2 separate regions of the Homo sapiens genome follow, and region 1 is linked to region 2. A link is a contact called in ENCODE Hi-C data. All regions are on one chromosome and are shown on one strand. Each heading gives the region's core, a stretch centred on a gene start or an enhancer-like site at or near the end of the contact. The rest is flanking DNA. Distances are from core to core; before and after follow the strand shown. Region 1 holds the start of TSPAN18 (tetraspanin 18). Region 2 holds the start of EXT2 (exostosin glycosyltransferase 2).

Region 1 (5,198 bases), core at 1,702-4,201, 630 kb before region 2:
CTCAGAAGAGCTAGATTTCAAATCTGCTATTTTCCCTCTTCCTGGCACCCCCTCCCACACATCCTTGAATTAATCCTGTGTCCCTACCCAGCACCCTGCCCTCCAACACACCCCTCAGACCATTAAAATCTCATTTTTTAAAGGGCAGAGGGTTCCTTCCTGGACTCAGCCCAAGGTGTCCTAAACCCAACCCCAAGGTATCCTAAACCCAACTAACTTCGGCTTCTAGAAAGTGTCCTGGAGCTTTCAATGATGTGCTACCATTTCAGACTGGGGTTGGGTAAAAGCACCACATATACTGGCTGTTTGAATGGGTTTGGGGACAAGGGAGACAAGGAAACAGAGTGCCCAAGACTTGAAATGTTGCTAAATCAGAGATCTTGGAGTTTGCCTGGGAGAAGACTGAGCCCACACAAGATACTTTAAGCCCAAACACAGACTTTAGTAGCCCTTGGGGACCTTCAACTCCCTCTCCAATTCAGGAAAAGTGGGGTGGGGGTAGGGAGAAGAGGGGAGGGACAGAACACGGGAAACGCTGGCCTTCTAGGGGCCCCATGCTCCCAGGCAGGTTCCAAGGCAGGGCTGGTCCATGCAGGCTTCCCTCCACAGAAAAACAAGAGTCACTAAAAGCAAAACACAACAAAAAAAAACTTCTTTTGTTTTCCAGCCCCCTGGAATGTCTTAAAGACCTATCCAGACACAGCAGGCTTCTCCACCCTTTCCTTTCTCTCCTCTCTCCTCCTCCTCTTCTATTCAAAATAAAAATCATGCTGATCTGTCTTTATGGCAACTTTGTCCTGGAGCATTTCAGTAGCATCCAACAAAAACATGTGGCAGACTACATTGAACAGAGGAACCTCATCTCTTTCAGGGACCCCCATTTCCCCCACCTTTGTAAGGGACATTAAGGACATGGGAGCAGGAGGGGGGCTGCCCAAGGAGCACAGGTTACCAGCTAAGAGAAAGATGAAAACTTCTACCAACCACAATGAGGCCACGGCACAATCTATGATTTGCTCCTTTGCACTCACTTGGGGTGATGGGAGGAGGGAGGGAACTGGAGAGAAAGATGAGGCAATAGTCCCTCCAATGTCCCTTCAATGTTAGCCCCGCACATGACAAAGATGACAGTCCTCACAGATGCCAGCAGCCGTCGACTTCCCAAGGCACAGACACACAGACTCAACATACAGGGACCCTGAGGCCAGACAACTGGGACCCAGGGCAGATTTCCACCAATAATTGTGAAATGACCAGAAGAATGTGGCCTAGAGACCACAGACCCAGGGGATGAGGGTGGGGGCCAGGGCTCGTTGACTGCTGAGAAATTTAACACTTCTGCCTGGACTGCTGAAGTCTTTAAGGCCCCATCCCCCACCGCCCGCCCTGTGCCTCCCAGTTTACTTGTGCCCAGAGAGAGGATACCCCAAGACCCCCATCCTGCCTTCACCAGACAGGGATTCGACCAGATCCAGGAAACAAAGGTGCAACTTTTACAAAAAGGGTGCATGCATTTTGGGGTTTGGGTTTCTGCAACTCCAAAAACCGTCAAAAAGTTAATTCCCCAACCCACTCTCTCTGCACCAATTCGCAGTTGTAGTTTCTTACATCTTTTTCTGGGGGTAAATTTCTTACTCATCCATTTGCCCTGGCAGCCTTCCCGAGAAAAATCACATCCTGACTCCTAGCCTTTCCAGCCCACGGCGCAGTTATAACTGTGAACCTTTCGCCTCACTCTTGGTCCCGCTCCCCCGTCTGGCTAGTGTAGGGCGGGCTCCTCGGGGCGGGACCCCGCGTAAGTTGGGTGTCTGTGGTCCCTGCGTCCTGGATGTCGGCGCGGTTGCCTCGCAGGAGCCAGAACGCGCTTCCTGCTGGCGAGGGCCGGGGCAGTGCGCCCCCTGGCGGGAGCCCAGTCACCTCACTCCAGCAGGACCCGGAGCCGGCGCGATCCCACCCGAGCCGAGCACCGTCCCAACTGGCTCCCACTGCCCCCTAAATCTGGACGTGCCCGAGCCTCCCACCCACCCAGCACTCCATGGAGTCTCCACTTCCCCAAACCGCACACACCTAAGGAATAAGGGGGGTCCTGGAGGAACGAGTGGCGCCTCCGCCCCGCCCCGCCCCGCTGCCAGGGACCCCAAAGGCAGCCCGCCCTCCATGCAGCTGCCGGGCCCCACAGCCCTCCCGGCCCCGATCGCCGCTCCCAGTCCCTGGTCCCTCACTGTCTTACCGGGTGGCGTGGCGAGCAGCCCCTTTCCGGGCGCAGCCCTGGCCGAAACCCCGAACCTTGTAACCACACCTGCCACCCCGCGCCGTTCTCCAGAAGCCCCCACTCCTCCACCCGGAGCACTGGGAGCCCACCGGCTCTGCACCTGTCCTGGGCGCAGCCCCCGGCCCTCAGCGGACTCCGGGCAGGCACGGGGTGGAGACCGTCCCCGGCCCCCCAGCCCCCGCGTGCTAGTTTGAGTGGAACTTGGTTGCCGGGCTTCCGTCCTGGGATCCCTACTCCACCCCAATTCCCCGCCGCGTCCAGCAGCACCCCCGGGGCGGCGCGCGGGGGGGTCCCCAGGTCCCCGGGGGCGCGGCGGCGGCGTGCGGAGGGCACGGAGGTGCGGAGCCCCATACCTTCCAGCGGCGGCTGCCGGACCCCGCGCCAAATCCCGCCGGCGGCCGGGGGGAAACTTTCCTGGTCGGAGGGGCGCGCTCGCAACTTGCCCGGCGCCGGCTGCCTTCCCGGCGGTGGCGGCGCGTCCGGGGACCCGCAGCGCGAGGCGGCGGCGCTCGCTCGGGGCTCGGGGCCGGGACCGGGGCCGGGGCCGGGGCCGGGGCCGGGGCCGGGGCTGGGGCCGGGGCCGGGGCTGGGGCTCGGGCGGCCTCGCGCGGCTCCGCGGTGGATCGCTCGGCGCTACGTCCGCCCCGCAGCCTGGAGCCCCGCGACGCCGGCGGCAGCTGCACGCCCGCCAGCCCGCCGGCCCCACCTCCGCCGCCGTCCGTCCCTCCCCTCCCCCGCCCTCCCTCCCCCTCCCCAAACCTCCGCCCCTCCCGGCTCCAGACGCCGTTGCTGCCGAGAAGCGCGTCTCCTCTGCGGGCTGCCCCTCGCCTCCCGCCAGCCTCCGCCTCCTCCTCCAACCCCGCGTCCAGGCCTTGTCTGGGGGTCCCTGGGCCCACCCTCTGCCCATCTCCCCTTCCTCCGCCTCCGACCACCTCCCGCTCTGCTCGCGGGCCCTCTCTGCGTCTGAATTCGGAAGATCGTTGCGGGAGTGGGGAGAGGGGCATGCTGGACCCGAAGTGTTTATTCCAGGGGAACTTTCAGCTGACCCCGGGGCCCAAACGCAGGGGTTGGGGTGAGATCCTCGGTCCTGATCGGGCTCCTGGGCTTCCCGCTGCCGGGGGAAGTACCTGTTGAAAGCCTGGGGAACTCACCCTCCTCTGACTTGCAGATAAGAAAGGGGACTTCCTGCATGGAGGGGCCTGACCCCAGGTCAGATGCAAATGACTTGATTGCAAGGGGCCAGATCTGTGTCTCCGGCCTCAGGGCTGAGGTTCTTGCGGGGCTGGGGAGCTTATCTTTTCTTCTCTGTACTGCTGCCACAGCAGCACTGGCTCCCAACCCCTGACATGACTTGCCTGAGACTTTTAACCTCTGAGCCTCCTCTAAACAACTACCCGACCCTGCCCCAGACAAAACGGACAAGCAAGCAGATCAAAACTGACAGCCCAAGTGAAAGTACTGATGACAGGGGCTCGGGTCGCCCACTCCTCTTCCCTTGGCAACTCTGTTTTGAGTCCCAGCTTGAAGCTTCCACACCCCATCCCCGTGGGCCCTAGGCATTCAAGCACACATCAGCTCTGCAGGAGGCCCCTTGGCCAGCTGATTCTCACTAAGGGGTGACTGATAGGAAGGAGTTGACCCTACTCCTGTCTTGTATATGGATGTTGGTAGTCAGGCCACTGGGCAGAGTTTGGGGGGAGGGGGATCTTCTTGTTTTGTTTTTGTTTTGTTTTTGAGACAAGGTCTCGCTCTGCTGACCAGGCTGGACAAGCCTGGTCAACAAGCACAGCTCACTGTAGCCCGACCTCCTGCACGGCTTACTGTAGGCTCGACCTCCTGGGCTCAAGCAATCCAATCCTTCCAACTCAGCCCCCTCGAGTAGCTGGGACCAGAGGCATGTGCCATCATGCCTGGCTAATGTTTTCTGTTGTTTTTGGTGTGTGTGTGTGTGTGTGTGTGTGTGTGTGTGTGTGTGTGCGTGTGTGTTTTGTAGAGCTGGACTCTTACCATGTTGCCCAGGCTGGTCTCCAATTCCTGGCCTCAAGTGATCCTCCCACCTCAGTCTCCCAAAGTGCTGAGATGACAGACGTAGCCACTGCACCCAGCCACCAGCCAGAGTTTTGAGAGGCAGGAAGTGGCTGCCTTTCCTTGCCCACATTCCAGGAAATGGATTCGTCCCTGTAAGGGGATGTCCCTGTAAGGACTTCAGGGATGTCTGGTCCTTTAAAGAACTTCACCGCGTCACCGGGACTCTTAGAGTAGGCACGTGGCTGGAAGAAAAATCCCTGGATCCGCGGTTTCAAAGGGACCCAGAGTGAGCAAAGCTTCACCCAAGGGGAGGAAGTCCCTAATGGTGGAATTTCTATAAGAGGAGGACAAGGAGAAGGGCTCCACATTCACCCTTCAGCTGCCAAAACAGAATGGAGGGTGGAGGCTGAACACCCCACAGGCCCTGCACTTGTGGAATGCTGCTGGGAGAGGCCCCGTGTGAGCCTCCTTGGACACCAGGCGCCACATACATTTAAAGAGGAAAAACGGGAAGCCCACAGCAAGGGTGCTGGAGCTGGGGAAGTGGAGACCAGAGACAGGCAGAGAGAGGGATAGAGTCTCTAAGGGTCTGGGGCTTGGCAGAACGGGGCAGGCGCAGGGGAAGAGAGTGCAGACCCGCTGCACAACTTAGACAACCAGCTCGGTCCCTGACTCCAGTTCCAAGTCAGTTTCCTGGACCTCAGCCTCTCTCCAGCCTCCATGGAGGACCTGGCCCTATCTGTGCATTAGCTAAGGACATCTGCTGAATAGGCTTCTCTAAATCAACTCTTATTTTTTCATTCTTTTTTAATTTACTTAAGTGAGCTTGTTTTTAAAAAGATATGTTAAATTATTACCATAAATGGAAAGCCAGCATCACATTACTATAAATAGAAGG
Region 2 (5,994 bases), core at 2,733-5,232:
TTCCTAGCATCTAATACCAAATCCAGAGCATATATTTAAGCCAGACGCAGTGGCTCACACCTGTAATCCCAGCACTTTGGGAGGCTGAGGCGGAAGAATCACTTGAGTTCAGCAGTTTGAGACCAGCCTGGGCAACATAGCGAGACCCTGTCTCTACTAAAAAATATAAAAATTAAGCCAGGCACAGTGGCTCACACCTGTAATCCCAGCACTTTGGGAGGTGGAGGCGGGCGAATCACAAGATCAGGAGATCGAGACCATCCTGGCTAACACAGTGAAACCCCATCTCTACTAAAAACACAAAAAATTAGCCAGGCATGGTGGTGGGTGCCTGTAGTCCCAGCTACTCAGGAGGCTGAGGCAGGAGAATGGCATGAACCTGGGAGGCGGAGCTTGCAGTGAACCGAGATCGCGCCACTGCAGTCTAGCCTGGATGAAAGTGCGAGACTCCGTCTCAAAAACGAACAAACAAACAAAAAAAAACCCAAAAATTAGCCAGGTGTGGTGGTGCACGACTACACTCCCAGCTACTTGGGAGGCTGAGGTGGGAGGGTTTCTTGAACCCGGGAGGTTGAGGCTGCAGTGAGCCATGACTGCGTCACTGTACTCCAGTCTGGGCGACAATGGAGACCCTGTCTCCAAGGAGAAAAAAGAAAATAGAACATATTTAATATAAACATAAATATTTGTTGAACGAACAAATGTCTGTATCCTTCCCAGTTCCATAGGTGCACACGGTTTAGCATCCAAGTTTTGAGTTATTATATGTGACGGCCTCTGACTATTATCTTTCCTAAATAGGAAGGAATTTCCAAAGGAGGAGGGGGAATGGCTAGATATTTCCATAGACTCTGAATTTTCTGTACCCACCCCTGAACACCCTCCTCTCCCACCACCCACCATATGCAAACACATCCAAAGAGCACCATTACTTTCCCCACCCCTGCTTTTTTTTTTTTTTTTTTGAGACAGAATCTCTCTCTGTTGCCCAGGCTGGAGTGCAGTGGTGTCATCTCGGCTCACTGCAACCTCTGCCTCCTGGGTTCAAGCGATTCTCGTGCCTCAGCCTCCCAAGTCACTGGGATTACAGGCGCCCACCACCATCCCCGGCTAATTTTTTGTATTTTTTAGTAGAGACGGAGTTTTGCCAAGTTGGCCAGGCTCGTCTTGAACTCCTGACCTCAGGTAATCCACCTACCTCAGCCTCCCAAAGTGCTGAGATTACAGGATTGAGCCACCGTGCCCAGGCTGCACCCCTGCCTTTATAAACCTGTGCTATACTGGACCCCTTTTGTAAAACTGCCAGCCTAGACTGAAGTGACAGTGCTCCCGACTCAGGACACTCCAACCTCACCCCTGTAACACACAGAACCAATCCTCCCAAAACAGTTTTCACATGCCAAAGCACAGAGAGATGGAGTATCTCCAAACCATCATCCGAGGAAACAAGTCATAATCTCTCTGTCCAGTGAGACTGCTCCCTACCACCAAGAAGTTAAAATCCCCGGAAGATGACAGACTGAAAGGAATCTTCTACTAATGAAGGTTTATTCCATACAATACCATAACCTGGATCAAAACAAGAATTTCAGCCCTACAAACTTTATCACCTTGAAACACATCAAACCTGCCCCTGCAAAACACTGGAATCATCTGGCTAGCTGTCAAGCACTGAGTCACTGGAAAAGTCTTTTAACCCCAACCTATTGTGAGGATGAGATGCATTTTCTGTTCCTGGAATTATTTATTCCTAAAATTTGCCTGAATAATCTTTCCTTGGTGCTTCAGGTTATAGCCAATCCACTTAGTCCAATGTTTTCAGTCACAGTCTCTTGTCGTTTCAACCTTTTTATTTTTATTTTATTTATTTATTTATTTATTTATTTATTTATTTATTTTTTGAGATGGAGTCTTGCTCTGTCACTCAGGCTGGAGTGCAGTGGCACAATCTCAACTCACTACAACCTCAGCCTCCCAAGTAGCTGGGATTACAAGCGTGTGCTACCACACCCAGCTAATTTTTTTGTATTTTTAGTAGAGACAAGTTTTCATCATGTTGGCCAGCTGGTCTTGAACTCCTGGCCTCAAGTGATCCACCCACCTCGGCCTCCCAAAGTGTTGGGATTACAGGCGTGAGCCACCGCGCCTGGCCTCTTCTTAACCTTTTTAGAAAGGGCCTTACAGCTGAACTCCTGGGGCCACTGCCACACTGGATCTTAACCCAACCATTCCGAAAAACAGAGGAACCAAATATAAGCAAAAGCAAAAAAAGCCACAATTCATTGCCTTACTTGATAGGATTCTTTATAATTAAAGTTATGTTATGGCTAAATGCCCCTAAAAATTATTTTCAATTAAAAACAATGCCCTTTTAATCATGGGAATTATACCATAAGACAATGTGTGTCATTACATAATTAATATGTAAATCTTACTAAGCACTTACTACATGCCAGGGTCTGTTTTAAGCACTTTATAGTGTTAACTTATTTAATCTTCATAACAGCACTATAAGCCAAGCTATTATTACCCTCATTTTACAGATGGGGATAGTACAACAGAAAGTTTAAGTACCTGGCCCAATATTACACAACTGGAAATGCCAAAGCTAGGATTCACAGCATGGCAGTCTGGCCCCAAAACTGATTATCCATTCATACCCTCACATGCAACCAGGAAGTCGGGGAAAGTGAATGATGGAAACTGAATCATCTATTTTATTACAGTGAATAGCCTTTGAGTTCTGAAAGTTACAAACTAAGTCCAGTTAAAGTACATAGAGCACTTACCTGACTTACAAGAAGTTAAGACTTACAAGAATTTAAATGTACATATTTCAAGACCATATCTTCACATAAATAAGTCAAGAACCTTTCTAGATTAGCATTGCCCAATCAGTAACACCAAGCAATTCTTTGATTCTCAAAATTGTGTGTTTAGATCTGGTTCCCACCGAATGTAACAAAGCCCCAAACACCTCTGGACTTCAAGTTGAAGCCCAGAGCCAGTGTGCTTCTGGCCACCTAGTCCCGAGACTAACATGCCCCTGGCCCCGGCCCGACACACCCCCGGGCCACCTAGTCCCTGGCCTAACATGCCACCAGCAATCTAGTCCGCAGTCTAACATACTCCTGCCCCGTCCTGACAGGCCCCCGGCCACCCAGTCCCCTGCCTAACACGCCCCCAGCCACCTAGTGCCTGGCCCAACATGACCCCGGCCACCCAGTCCCCGGCCTAACACGCCCCCGGCCATCTAGTTCCCGGTCACCCAGTCCCCGGCCTAACACGCCCCCGACCACCCAGTCCCCGGCATAACATGCCCCTGGCCCCTTCCCTACCTCGTCCCACGGCTTCTGGCACCGCAAGGGATGCCGCAGGCCACCACCGGACCCTGAGGCGCAGGACATCCCCCTGGGAGGAATCAGATCCCTGTGGCTGGCGGGAAGGTGGCAGCAGGAAGGGAGGGGTCACGGCGGAGGGCGGAGGGCGGGTCGCAGGAGGAAAGGAAGGAGCGGACTGGGGGCGAAGGTTGGCTAGGAGAACAGGTGGGTACCAAGATGCTGAAAGCGCGGCCGCCGCCGGAGGAGAAGGAGAAGCAGGAGTGGAAATCGGAGCGCTCCAAAAGCGGGCAGTCATTGTCACAGCCCCGGCGGGGCTGGGGGTGGCCTCTCGCAGCCCACGGGCCTCCACGGAGCCTCCGCGCGGCCGCGCTCCCTCGGCCCTTGTCCCGACCCAGCAGCGGCCCCCGGAGGCCCGAGCCCTCGCTTCAGCGCCCGCCCGGCCGCCGCCCTGGAGAGCCGCGCTTACCTCGGCCACGGCTGCCTCCCGCTCGGCCCCGAGCTTGGTCACCGGCTCATGCCGCGGGGCGCGGGCCACCTCCGCCCAGGTCGGATCGGTCCGAATCGCCAGCCGCCACTGCCAGGGCCGAGTCTGGGCTGGCGAGCAGCGAGCGAGGGGCCGGTAACCGGGATCCGGGCCGTCTGACACCGAGCGCACTGCGCATGCGGGAGCTGCCGGGCCGCGCCTCCTGCTGGACAGGAGGAGTCCGAGCACCGCTGCAGTGTTTTCCCAGGCAGGCGCGCTCAGGCTCCGCAGTGAAATGCTCAGACAGCCTCATTCATAATTAAAGAATCCTTAAACCCAAACGAGACACCACGCGTTGCTTATAAAACTAACAAATATGTAGACGTTTTATTATAATCAGTTCTGGTGAGCGTATAACATTCCTGGAGGGCAATTTGGTACTATCCATCAAACGGAAAATGCTGGTACCCTTCATTCCAACAAGCTCTCTGTACGGAGTTTGCCCTATGGATATTCTCAACAATGTTTGTCAAAAAGTTCCATGACAGCATTCTTTCTAATCATAGCGAAATGCTAGACACAATCGAAATAAATTATGGAATTTGATTGATTTGAGTAATGTGAGATAGTGCAATATATTTGGGTAAGGAAATATCTCCAAGATATTAGTTAAGATCAAAGCGTAGTCCAAAACAGCGGGCAAGTCACTTTTAGGTAAACTATGCATATGCAAAAACAAGAGGGAGAAATATATAAAGTAGGTGCTTATATTCAGGCATGTGTATAACTTTTTTCTGGAAGGAATGCAAGAAGAAATGAACAGCTTCAGGTGGAGTAGTTGTCGAGGCGGAAATGGAAGCATTTATGGCGAGGAAAGGTGGCTCACGCCTGTAATTCCAGCATTTGGGGAGGCCTAAACGAGAGGATCGCTTGAGCCCAAGAGTTTGAGACCAGCCTGGGCAGCAGAGCAAGACCCCATCTCTACAAAAAATAAAAAGTTAACTAGGCATCGTAGCACACGCTTGTAGTCCCAACTACTTAGGAGGCAGAGGCAGGAAGATTGCTTGAGCCCAGGAGGTCAAGGCTGCAGTGGGCCGTGGTCGTGCCACTGCACTCCAGCCTGGGTGATAGAGCAAGACCCTGTCTCCAAAAAAAAAAAAAAAAAACGCATTTTTGTTTTGTATCTTTCTCTATTATTTACATGATTTAGCCCTATCCATGCACACTAAAACCGCTGTCATAAAGCAGTAAGTGGAAACTAAAAAATTAAATTAAAATTCAGAGCGATGTTATTGAGAGGTTAATGAAATGACCCCTGGGCCTGCGATGTTGGTTTGGTAGAGTTGTGGGTCTGGCTACAGGATCCAAATCCCTTCTGGTCCCAGATGTACTTTGGCGCCATCTGGTGGAAGTTGTCACTGATAGCTTAAATATTCAAAGTGATGATTCTGAGACTAGATACCTACAGAGGCTTCCGGCAGCAACCTCGATTCCAGGGATATTTTTGTGAGTTAATGCCTGCTTGTCACAGATCTAGGGAGATTGGGATGAGGACATTCTGGGGATGGGACACTCATGTTCTGCTTCCCCACATCCAAGGGGGCATTGCTCTGCTTTCCAAATCAAATCCCCCCTGCAAATGATACAAAATGTAGCACACACCCACCCCATTTGAGAACTGGATGGGTGGAGAGCAGTGACAATCACCACTGGAACTGTATCCAAATTTATCTTATCCCAGGGAATATTGTTTTCACTTTTTGAAATAAGTCAACAATAGCTATCTGGTCTGGAAGATTGTGGCCTCTTTTTTTCTTCTCCATATTTATCTGTATTTTAAACATGTATGTTTTTAATTAATCCTTTGTTCTTTTATAAAATGAGAATTTGCCGTGTTAAAGAACTGTGTGAGGCACAGCCTCACACAATGCTGCCTATCTTCTTCATTTTTTATAACCTTAAACTTGCCTAATGCCTGGCATATAGTTAATTGCTCAATAAATAGTTGTTGAATGGAGAAAGGATGCCTAGACACTGGGAGGAGCTAACTAGAAATAAGACAATAAGATTATTCAAAGGAGAAGGTAAAAAGTGGCATAGAAGCATATAAACAAAATGCTACAGAATTCAAAAAAAAAAAAGAGGTGACATCCAGTTGGAAAAATCTAGGAAGAGTTCAATCAACAGTTG

Evidence for each region. A loop is a pair of places that touch in the nucleus more often than their neighbours do. Pooled maps may share reads with other maps.
Region 1: a loop to region 2 is called in a pooled map, with 3 times the contacts of the local background. The contact joins the promoter of TSPAN18 here to the promoter of EXT2 in region 2. A Hi-C loop is called at or near these places in 4 of 50 pooled maps.

What each region holds. Positions count from the first base shown.
Region 1 is chr11:44,724,715-44,729,912 of GRCh38, reverse strand. It overlaps TSPAN18 (tetraspanin 18), which reads right to left and starts at 2,951. Exons shown (of 10, transcript NM_130783.5): 1 at 2,626-2,951. All of the region lies in intron 2 of TSPAN18-AS1 (TSPAN18 antisense RNA 1), which reads left to right. RefSeq lists enhancers at 446-946, 947-1,449, 3,165-3,334, 2,701-3,562, 3,563-4,423 and silencers at 1,819-1,988, 2,825-2,974.
Region 2 is chr11:44,093,666-44,099,659 of GRCh38, reverse strand. It overlaps EXT2 (exostosin glycosyltransferase 2), which reads right to left and starts at 3,982. Exons shown (of 14, transcript NM_207122.2): 1 at 3,808-3,982. RefSeq lists an enhancer at 3,026-3,075 and a silencer at 3,496-4,115.